3 separate regions of the Homo sapiens genome follow, and regions 1 and 3 are each linked to region 2. Evidence: chromatin contacts called from ENCODE Hi-C or POLR2A ChIA-PET data. All regions are on one chromosome and are shown on one strand. The core of a region is the stretch at or near the end of the contact, and the rest is flanking DNA. Distances in the headings are between cores, read along the strand shown.

Region 1 (3,121 bases), core at 343-2,842, 180 kb before region 2:
TACGCCAATATTTAAATACTGCAAAATATGTTTTCACAAATATAATAAAATCAAATGAGTATTTTTCAATGAAAGTAAATACATGTTTAATGTTTTTGAAGGGCATAGATTCTAGTGTTTGAATCTGGTTGTAAAACCGTTTATAACACTGAATAGTAGCATTACTGCTATTAACTAAAAATGGATTTTTTTAAACACATTATAATGTACTTTTTAAGGATTTTATTAACTTCAGAAATTTTGTTCATTATGACCAGGGCTGGGCTGAAGTTTGTCTTTGTCTATTAAGCTTTGACATCTACACAGTGCAAATTGATAATCTAAAAAATGTATCTCAGGACAAGTGCTTAAAACACTTAAAGTTTCAGGTATCCACCCAAGGCGATTTGCCTGCTGCATACTGAGAATCTGTTTACAGTTCACGGGCTACTCCAGAACAATGCCTGTGCTGCTGAACAGTGCTGAAAATACATAGAGAAAGATCATTTAAATTCTATGATGAGATATTCACTAGTACACCCACCCAGACTTCAATGATTCAAATAGCAAGGCTTTCCTGTCTCCGTAGTTAGACGTGTGACATTTCTTGCAATCATGGGCTTCCCTAGTGAGATCAGTCTCTGCCTGAGGTACCGTTTATTTTGTAACGGGGTCTCCCACTGCTGGAAACTATTGCAAGACCACGAAAGATCAGAGACCCAGGGAGGTGATGGCTGTGGCCTCTACGCACAGAAGCCACAGAGGCCTCCCTGAGGCTGAGACTGTGTCAGAACCAGGCCCAAACCCACAGCACATCTTCCTTGCCCGCTGGCTTCTCTCTGTAAACACAACTCCCTTTCTGTGGCTCAATTATCTGCAGTATACGCAGCCATTAGAAAGACATGGACTTTTTTTTTGTTTTTCTGCTTTTCCCTCCATAAATCTCAGAATGAATAGTTTCCATCTGTAATTGTTGGTTTTATATTTTTAAATAGTGAACTAAGAAACATAATGTCTCATTATCTCTGAAATGATTCGAGCATTTGCTGCGTGCAACTCTGTCGATAACAGCACAATACAGTCATTTTACTTTGTCTGGGGGAGGGGAGACGCTTCAAGAAAGTTCCTTTTTTTTCCTCTACTAACTCTGTATTGCTAGTTATCTGCTGTTTCCACACTCTGCATAGATCTAATTTAGGTATTTAAAAAAAAAAAAAAGATACTCCAGACATTATCGTGGATTGGCAGTTTAGAAAACACATGTGGCTTCAAGCCTTCTTTGCAGATCTGAAGCAAATTATTTCTGTAAATGTGTGAAAAGTTGACTTTCCTAAAAAATGGCTTGTGGTGCATATGTGCTCAAATCTATTCAGAAAAACCACAGCGCCTGACATTTCTTCTCCATTATTTTCCTTGAGACATGAAGAGTCTTGTATAATTTTAGTTTTTTTTTAATGACAGATTCCGTCAATTTGCTTTTTAGAGTAACGTGTTTTCTTGTGCTCTGTCATGTAAGATTTTACCTGAAAGCACTGAGGAAGCAACTCTCTGCCCTGCCATCTGGTGAGGGCTTCTCGACTCATGAGAGTGACTCGGGATTTCTCACCAGAGGCTGGAGTCACTGTGGGAATGCGTTCATTTCACATACGGCCAGTCGCACCTTCACATTTTCACACTACTATGACAACATGCTACTTTAAAGCACCTTTTTTTTTTTTCTTGGTCAGGCAGTTCTGGGATTTAACTCCTAAGCACATGCTGCATTTGAACAAGATAACCTTTTAAAATAGTGTTATAAATAGCACATCACCAAGCGGATTTTCTTTCAATCGCACGGTATCTGAGGACAGGAAATTCTAGCCAAATGTTTACTGTCTACTCAGTCCCCAAAGTTAATCATTAAAACTAAGACCTGGCATGTTTTTATTAATCTGTTAATCACAACAATACTTTATTTGAAAATAAATCTAAAGCTTTTAGGTTGGCGCAAAAGTATTTGAGGTTTTTGCGTTAAAAGTAATGGCAATTATCAACCTGATAACTCATGCAGGGTATAATTTGCCTTCAGCCAGCTGACAAACTCCAGCATCTCATGAACTAGTGGCCACAGTAGCCACGAGACCCTCTTGGGTATGAACGAGTGTGCTTGTGTTTGTGCCTGTGTGTCTGTGTCTGTGTGTGTTTGTGTCTGTGTGTGTGTGTCTCTGTGTGTCTGTATATATTAGTGTTTGTGTGTGTCTCTGTGTGTGAATGTGTGTGTCTGTGTGTGTCTATGTATATGTGCGAACATGTGTATGTGTGCCTCTGTGTGTATGTGTTAGTGTGTGTATGTGTCTGTGTGTCTCTGTGTGGGTAAGTTTGTGTGTGTTGTGTCTTTTGTGTGTGTTGTGTCTGTGTATGTGTGTGAATATATATGTGTGTGCCCGTGTGTATGTGTCAGTGTGTGTATGTGTCTGTGTGTCTCTGTGTAAGTCTGTGTATGATGTGTGTGTTGTGTCTGTTGTGTGTGTCGTGCCTATGTATGTGTATGAACGTGTGTATGTGTGCCTCTCTGTGTATGTGTTAGTGTGTGTATGTGTCTGTGTGTCTCTAAGTTTGTGTGTGTCTGTGTATGTGTGTGAACATGTATATGTGTGCCTCTGTGTGTGTCAGGGTGTGTATGTGTCTGTGTGTGTCTCTGTGTGTTTGTGTGTGTTGTGTCTGTTGTGGGTCTGTGTGAGTATGTGTCTCCACTCCCAACCAAGACGTTTTCTAGGGGAGGGGGAACCAAGCCGAGAAGTCTGTGAAGATAGTCTATGTTTGAGACCAGGTGGGAAGAACAAGTGCCGAGTCAAAAGGAGGGGTTGAGCGGAACTTCGGGGACACAATCCAGCTCACTGTCCCCCACCCAAGACCAGGAAGTCACCGCTGTTGAGAGGGACATTTTGGTAGATCCCCAGGACTTGTGGGCAACTCAAGGACAATATGTGACCCGGTGGATGGATAACCCAGTAGAGATGGACATGTAGAAAACAGAACCAAACCAAGTGCCCGTCCTCCAAGTATTCGCCCCAGCTCTTCACCCTCATGGCACCCAAGGGAAGAAAAACCCACCGCTGTCAGCAGGTGACACCACCACCCAGTTTCACATCTGCAGGACCTT
Region 2 (2,923 bases), core at 5-2,504:
GATAATAATTTGTTTTCTTTACACTCTTCTTAGGTAGCTAAATGATAATCTCCATTGGTCTTTTTCACAACACTCTGGGCTAAGTTTTTTTTTTATTTTTTAATGTAAGCCTAGTGCTCTGGAATAATTACCAGGACTTCTCAAGATGCCTGCTTTTCCTACAGCTGACTTGCAACAATTTATAGAAACTTACAAATAAGCTACATACCAGGGAAAGCTCTGTGCCCAACACACCAAAGCATCAAATAAGCTTAGTACCAGTGAGACTCTGAGCCCAATATACCAAAAAGTACCGAGTCTGGCTTCAAAAAGTGTAACATCTCAAATCAGTGCCTGGAGTATTGAAAGACATTGTTTTTTAATTTTGTGATTTTAAAAAACTTTTCCCCTGAATGCTAGGGAATTGATCTGAGAATCATCATCTCAATGCATTTCCTGAGGAATTCTTTGGGAGCAGGAATTTGTCAGACTTTAATGCAAATGGGCAGTGCCTGCAAGTTCTTGCCCCTTATTTATTATTCGCTTTAGTATAATGTCGATGTTCAGAGTGTGCTTTGGTAGGAATTTGGTGGCATTTCCTCCATGCCTCAGTGTGTTAGTCAAAGCCCCACGGCTTTTCAAACCACGTCAGATCCTCCACTTGCACGTCGTCTTGTGCAAAACCTGTTTCCCTCTTACTCAGTGGTTCAGCCTGTTCCCATTCTACAGCTCTTACAGCGAGTTCCAAAAACTAGTTTCTCAACGCAGATAGAATGGAAAAGAGCAGCAACAATAAAGATTTATCATTAAGGACTGTGATGGAAGTTTACTTCATCTCCACTTAAACAAACAAAATAGTAAACCAATTGATTTGGTAAATCAAGCCATTGATTCTTATCATCAAATAAATCTTTATTGTCTTAATTACCTAATATCACTTGTATCATTGTGAATTTGCAATTTTAGCTCTGCTGTATAGAACATGATACTGCTGCCAAAACGCTTTACACAGTAATTCAGTGAAAGAGCGTTCACAAAGCATGTTTTCAAAGTATTCTTTATGGATTCTTCTAAGAGTGAAATTCATGTTTATGGAATTATATGGTCTCTCATAAACTTTTCCCTCCTTCCTCTATTTATAGTGGACAAATTTTGCCAAGCCTGGGTCAAGAACTATGTCAAATATTCGAACGATGTTGCAGTGTTGAATTCCTCAACACAGACCAGCTCCTCGGCTTTGGTTTCGTAACGGTTGTGTCCTCATGAATTGAAGGTTTATGCTTCTATTTTGAACCAATCTGTTAGACTCATTAGCATTCTCGTTCACTTGCCCTACATAGCTGGAGCTGTTTCCCTCTTTAGGTGTGAGAGCAACAGCTGTGGAAAATATTCAAATTATACTGGTGACCTTGTTAACAAGGAACTTGCGAGCACATTTGCCTCCACTGGAACTGTAATTTATAAAAATATAATTTAGCCACAGAGCTAGTAAAATGGGTTAACAATTATTTTTATTGTGTAGGCCATTTCGTTGTTTCTTTCCATATTTGTTATTGAAATTACAGTAATAAGAACAAAGCATTTTACCATTCTCATTACATGCCACACAACCCGAGCAGTGATTTAAAGAAAAAAAAAATTGAGTGCAGGATGTGATGTTAGCAGGGAGCACCTCTGCGATGCTGACATCCTCCTGGCACTCTTTCTGACTCATTATCCAGTTCCCTGATTTATCTAGAAACCTTGCACCAAGTTAAAAATATTTTGGTTTAGATATAACTGATATTGTCTCCTTCTGGCTCAGAAACTTCCCACCAGTCCTTTTTTGCCTTTTGAAAAGCAGATGAACCCTGTGTGGCTTTGGAGGTTTCCTGCAATGTAGTTCCACCAGCTGGTGCAGCCATTGCCTCTGTACAAGAGCTCCTGGGCTCTGACAAACAGAGTGACTGCTGCTCCCCCTAGCACCAGCCTTTCCGGGCCATCTGGCCTCAGATACTGGCATTGCTCATCCTTGGGGATCTCTTCTCCTTCTAATGACCATCCCACTTGAAGGATCATCTGAAGGCCAACTCCTGCATTAAGAGTTTCCCCATGCCCTCCCACATAACTCCATCTGTGCCCCACTGAAGGCACATTCATTATGCACCTCATTTCATCTGAACTCTCTGGTAGTCCCTTTTTATACTTCTCTTGTGATTCAGGTTTCATAACTCTTGAGGGCAAAGACTCTTTTACTCATCTGTCCCTTTACTCTGTAAGCTAGGTCCACAATAAATGTTCATTAACTTAAATTCTAAAACTTCATTTTGTTGGATAAAGAATAACCACAGAATGGAGACAAAAAATCTCACTTGCAGAATATGGTATTTTCTCTGTTCACCAGAAGTGTATTGCTCCAAATGCACTGAGAGTGTTGGAGGTTAGGACTGACAACATTTTTCCAAAAGCACAGCACAGATGGGCTCAAAAAGCAAAATAGGAGACCAGCAATCTATTCACAGAGCACTTTCACCTTGGACTTCTTAGAACTCTTGACTGCCACCCACTGCTTTCCGTTGTTAAATTACCCTTTTCAGCTACAGTCATTCATTGCTTAATGTTGGGGACATGTTCTGGGAAATGTGCTATTAGGTGATTTTGTCATTGTGTGAACATCATAGAGTGTCCTTACACACATGTAGATGGCATAGCCTACTATACGCCTAGGCTGTATGATGTAGCCTGTGCCCCTAGGCTGCAAACCTGGATGGCATATGACTGTGCTGAATACTGTAGGCAATTGGAACACAATGGTATTGGTGTATCTAAACATACTAAACACGTAAAAGATACAGTAAAAATATGGTATTAGAATCTTATGGGACTACCATAGAATATGCGGTCCTTCATTGATGAATGGTCATTATGCAGCATATCAATTAGTCCATACCCTCTCTGTAAGGTA
Region 3 (3,296 bases), core at 78-2,577, 230 kb before region 2:
CTTTCCTCAGAGCAAACAAGCAGGCTCTAGAGGTAATCACACATAGTCTCTTATTCCCATTAGCAACCCCAAACAAGCAAGTGGCCTTACCCAAATAGTAGAGAAGCCTAGGTTATTTTTAAATCTGCTCAGTTGAGTGTGTTTCAGAATTTGTGATTTCCTAACAACAAAAAGCTTGGTACCACTGTTGAAATGACAGGAGAATTCCGAAGCAGGCGGAGCAAGGAGAGAGAGAGGCAACCTAGGGCAAGGCTCGCATTACAGATGAAGGCAAAGAAGGAAGCCCTATGTAGAGGAGACTCTTTCTGTCTTTGGAAAGTCTGATGAAAATCGGGTCTAGAAAACCAGCTATGACTTTGGAGATGAACAGAGGAATGCATTAGGCGGCTTTTCTCTCAACGTATTTGGCTTCCTGTATATTTAAAAATAAATGTCTTCCAAACTAGCTTCGAGGACTGCATCCACGAAAGCAGCCTGGCTGCAAAGCCCAGGAGGTCGCAGCAAGTCAGGGAGGTGGAGGCCTCTTGGTTTTCCATCATATTTCTCTGGAGGCTTCAGGTGCTCCAGGAGGGCACCGCCTGCTGAGTCGGTTCAAGTCAACACGACACAGCTGGAAACCCCACAGCCTGGGCAGTTGAGCCGCCGCTGTGTGGTGGGAACACTGCACCCCCTCTGAGCTCCCGCCACCCAGCCTTCCCAAGCCACGCTGCCACCCTCCTGCAGACCTGGGTGAAGAGGGGCAAGAGGCTGTCCTACAGAGATGCTGAGGGTGACAGCTGCAGAATCACCAAACCTTGCTTGGCTGAAAACAAACGTGAATTCCACATTTTAATAAAACAGAAATTTTAATCTTCTGGACACCTGATGATACAAGTCAACCTATTTCTTCTGAATCGCATCTGAAACCAGGAGTTATCACATATTTCAAGATAAAACCGGACCGGGCTTTAAATGTATGATATTATTTCATAATAAAATTTACTTTTTAATATACCTAATAACTGAAAACCTAATGCTACAGTCCGCCATGCTTTAAAGAGACTCACGTAATGACCTGAAGGAAAATTTCCCTCTGAGATAGTCATTTCTTGGACAACTCCTTTCATCTGTAAAGGAGGAAATGAGTCAGCTTTACTAAGCGTTATCTCATGATTGGTGTTTTGTTATTCAGTAGGCAGAGAACACATTTTGTTACCTATAAAGCCTGTTATTACCAAGGGTACAGGTCACTACTGAAACCTCCTCTTCAAACAACTACAGGTACTGTTGTCAAAGATCTTAACAGACTCTGATTGGAAAAGCGCCTGGCTGGTCACAGGACTGCATGACTCACCGCTCTGTTCAGCATTAGCTAAACACAAAGCTGAAAGAACAGAATCAGCTTCATGATGTCATTTCTTCTCTATGTGTCTTTAACATCGCTGAGATATGTTAGAGGTTGTTGAGTAATACACGAAGCTTTCAAATAAGAAGAATGTGTCTGAGATACTTAGAGTAAGAACACATTTCAGGGTTATGTTTGAATATAAACATAATACATGCTCCAGGAATTCAGGGTTTGTGTTATTTGTTGATACAAAGTGTTCCGCAAGGTTTTAGAGCATATACACTAATCACCTAGGTTGGTTAAAGTTTAACTCAACTGAAATATTTTGGACTTAAAGAACCACTTAAGATATCAAGTTCTCAGAACTGATTGAAAAGAAAGAGCTCTCATCTACAGTTACCTGAAACATACCAAAAATTTCCCTGCAAAGATCATAAATGTTTCAGAATCAAGGAGAAATATGAATACTGTTTCCATATAGGTGGTGGGATACATTAGTACCTTTCTCTCTTCTTTCTATTCTTTACATATATTTAAGGAGCAGCCATTGCTTTTCTAGTTTAAAAAAAAAGTAGAAAAAAAAGTTTTTCGTTTTTCTCAGTTAGCTCTCTATGGTGAAAAACTCAAAAGCCAAAATGATGGACTCAGTAAGTTGACAGCCACCTTAAATCTGTGTTGACACCTTTCTTTGTAATGTCAGCAAAACTGTGTGACTGAAGATGAGATCACTGTTTACCTAGCTCTGCTATTGGTCTGAAACGAGCAAGTGTGAAAGAAATTCCCATATTTATCTGTTGGTGTAACCCTTGCAGCAATCTCTCCTAAGAAGTTGAATCACTCATTTTGGTAAGACCCAGCCAAAGATGAAGAAAGTATATTTAATCCAGCTGATGAGACGACTTACTTGGGCCAGATTTAGTTGGAAAGTTGCATGCTGGGGCAGGGTAGGGAGTGTTTCATTTGGGAAACGTTTGGTATCATGTGAAAAAGTTATGTTTCTTTCAAATTGAGCAAATCACTATTTAACTTCCTTTTTCCAGCCTTGCCTGTTTGCTTCTGGGAGGCCTTAAGAAAATATAGAAGATGTGTCAGACTCAAAAGAGGAAGTTAAGAGTCTGAAATGAGATGCCACATTCCCCTTCCTTACTCCTAAGTAATATAGCTTGTTTGTTAAGAAACTTGCTTCTATACACATTGTCCAACTTGTTCTGTGAAAGTTGTAGCGTTCAAATAATGGGTAATTTGTCACTAAGTTGTACTTTCATGGAAATATCACTTGAGCAATAACTTTCTAATCTTTTTTTTTTGGAGACAGGATCTCACTCTGTCACCCGGACTGGAGTACAGCGGCACCATCTTGGCTTACTGCAGCCGTGACCTTCTGGGCTCTGGCAATACTCCCACCTCAGCCTCCCTAGGAGCTGGGGCTACAGGCACATGCCACCACGCCCAGCTAATTTTTGTAGAGATGGGGTCTCACCAACTTTCCAGGGCTGATCTGGAACTTCTGAGCTCAAGTGATCCACCCACCCTGGCCTCCCAAAGTGCTGGTATTACAGGCATCAGCCACCACGCCCCGCCAAGCAAGAACTTTTGCCCTCTCAGTCCTCCACGATCAGACGGAGTTCTGAGTCACTTTTATGCCCCCTTCACACAACTTCACGCCGACTGTTTTTCCTCGAGATACAGCCTCTGCTCCGTGCCCTGACTCAATGCCAGCTCCTAACTTGCAGTTGTGTTCCTTGCTGTGACATCCTATATGCTGAATGTCCATGGAGAAGTGTGGCTCACTTTAACCCGACTAATTTCTAAAAAATAAGTCATCACAACCAAAGATGGGCATCATGTTAAAAGACAGCTTTCAACACAATCCATGTAGCCCTGAGGGTAATACAAGGTACACCAGGTACCAGGTATACCAGGTGTTTCCCATGTGTGCTTCCAGACAGATTCCAACAGTCAGTCATGA

Evidence for each region. A loop is a pair of places that touch in the nucleus more often than their neighbours do. ChIA-PET counts read pairs that join two places held with the same protein, here RNA polymerase II (POLR2A). Pooled maps may share reads with other maps.
Region 1: a map of OCI-LY7 shows a loop between it and region 2 (5-fold over the local background). The contact joins two enhancer-like sites. A Hi-C loop is called at or near these places in 1 of 168 maps with a recorded cell type or tissue (OCI-LY7), 7 of 37 single-sample maps with no recorded cell type and 11 of 50 pooled maps. POLR2A ChIA-PET finds 5 or more read pairs at or near these places in 4 of 52 experiments (AG04450, GM12878, OCI-LY7 and 1 more).
Region 3: a pooled map shows a loop between it and region 2 (7-fold over the local background). The contact joins two enhancer-like sites. A Hi-C loop is called at or near these places in 3 of 37 single-sample maps with no recorded cell type and 10 of 50 pooled maps.

Annotation. Positions count from the first base shown.
Region 1 is chr10:3,802,047-3,805,167 of GRCh38, reverse strand. No RefSeq gene overlaps it. Among named protein-coding and RNA genes, the nearest start is that of KLF6, 18 kb to the right of the region's middle. RefSeq lists enhancers at 1,028-1,339, 1,436-1,747 and a cis regulatory region at 1,501-1,668. Within about 2 kb of position 1,592, at least 10 of the 41 ENCODE cell types and tissues checked have a DNase peak (open chromatin) inside an H3K27ac peak, as active enhancers do.
Region 2 is chr10:3,622,267-3,625,189 of GRCh38, reverse strand. All of the region lies in intron 1 of LOC105376360 (a long non-coding RNA gene), which reads right to left. Among named protein-coding and RNA genes, the nearest start is that of LINC02669, 120 kb to the right of the region's middle. Within about 2 kb of position 1,254, at least 7 of the 41 ENCODE cell types and tissues checked have a DNase peak (open chromatin) inside an H3K27ac peak, as active enhancers do.
Region 3 is chr10:3,850,527-3,853,822 of GRCh38, reverse strand. No RefSeq gene overlaps it. Among named protein-coding and RNA genes, the nearest start is that of LINC02639, 18 kb to the right of the region's middle. RefSeq lists enhancers at 392-1,591, 2,300-2,656. Within about 2 kb of position 1,327, at least 37 of the 41 ENCODE cell types and tissues checked have a DNase peak (open chromatin) inside an H3K27ac peak, as active enhancers do.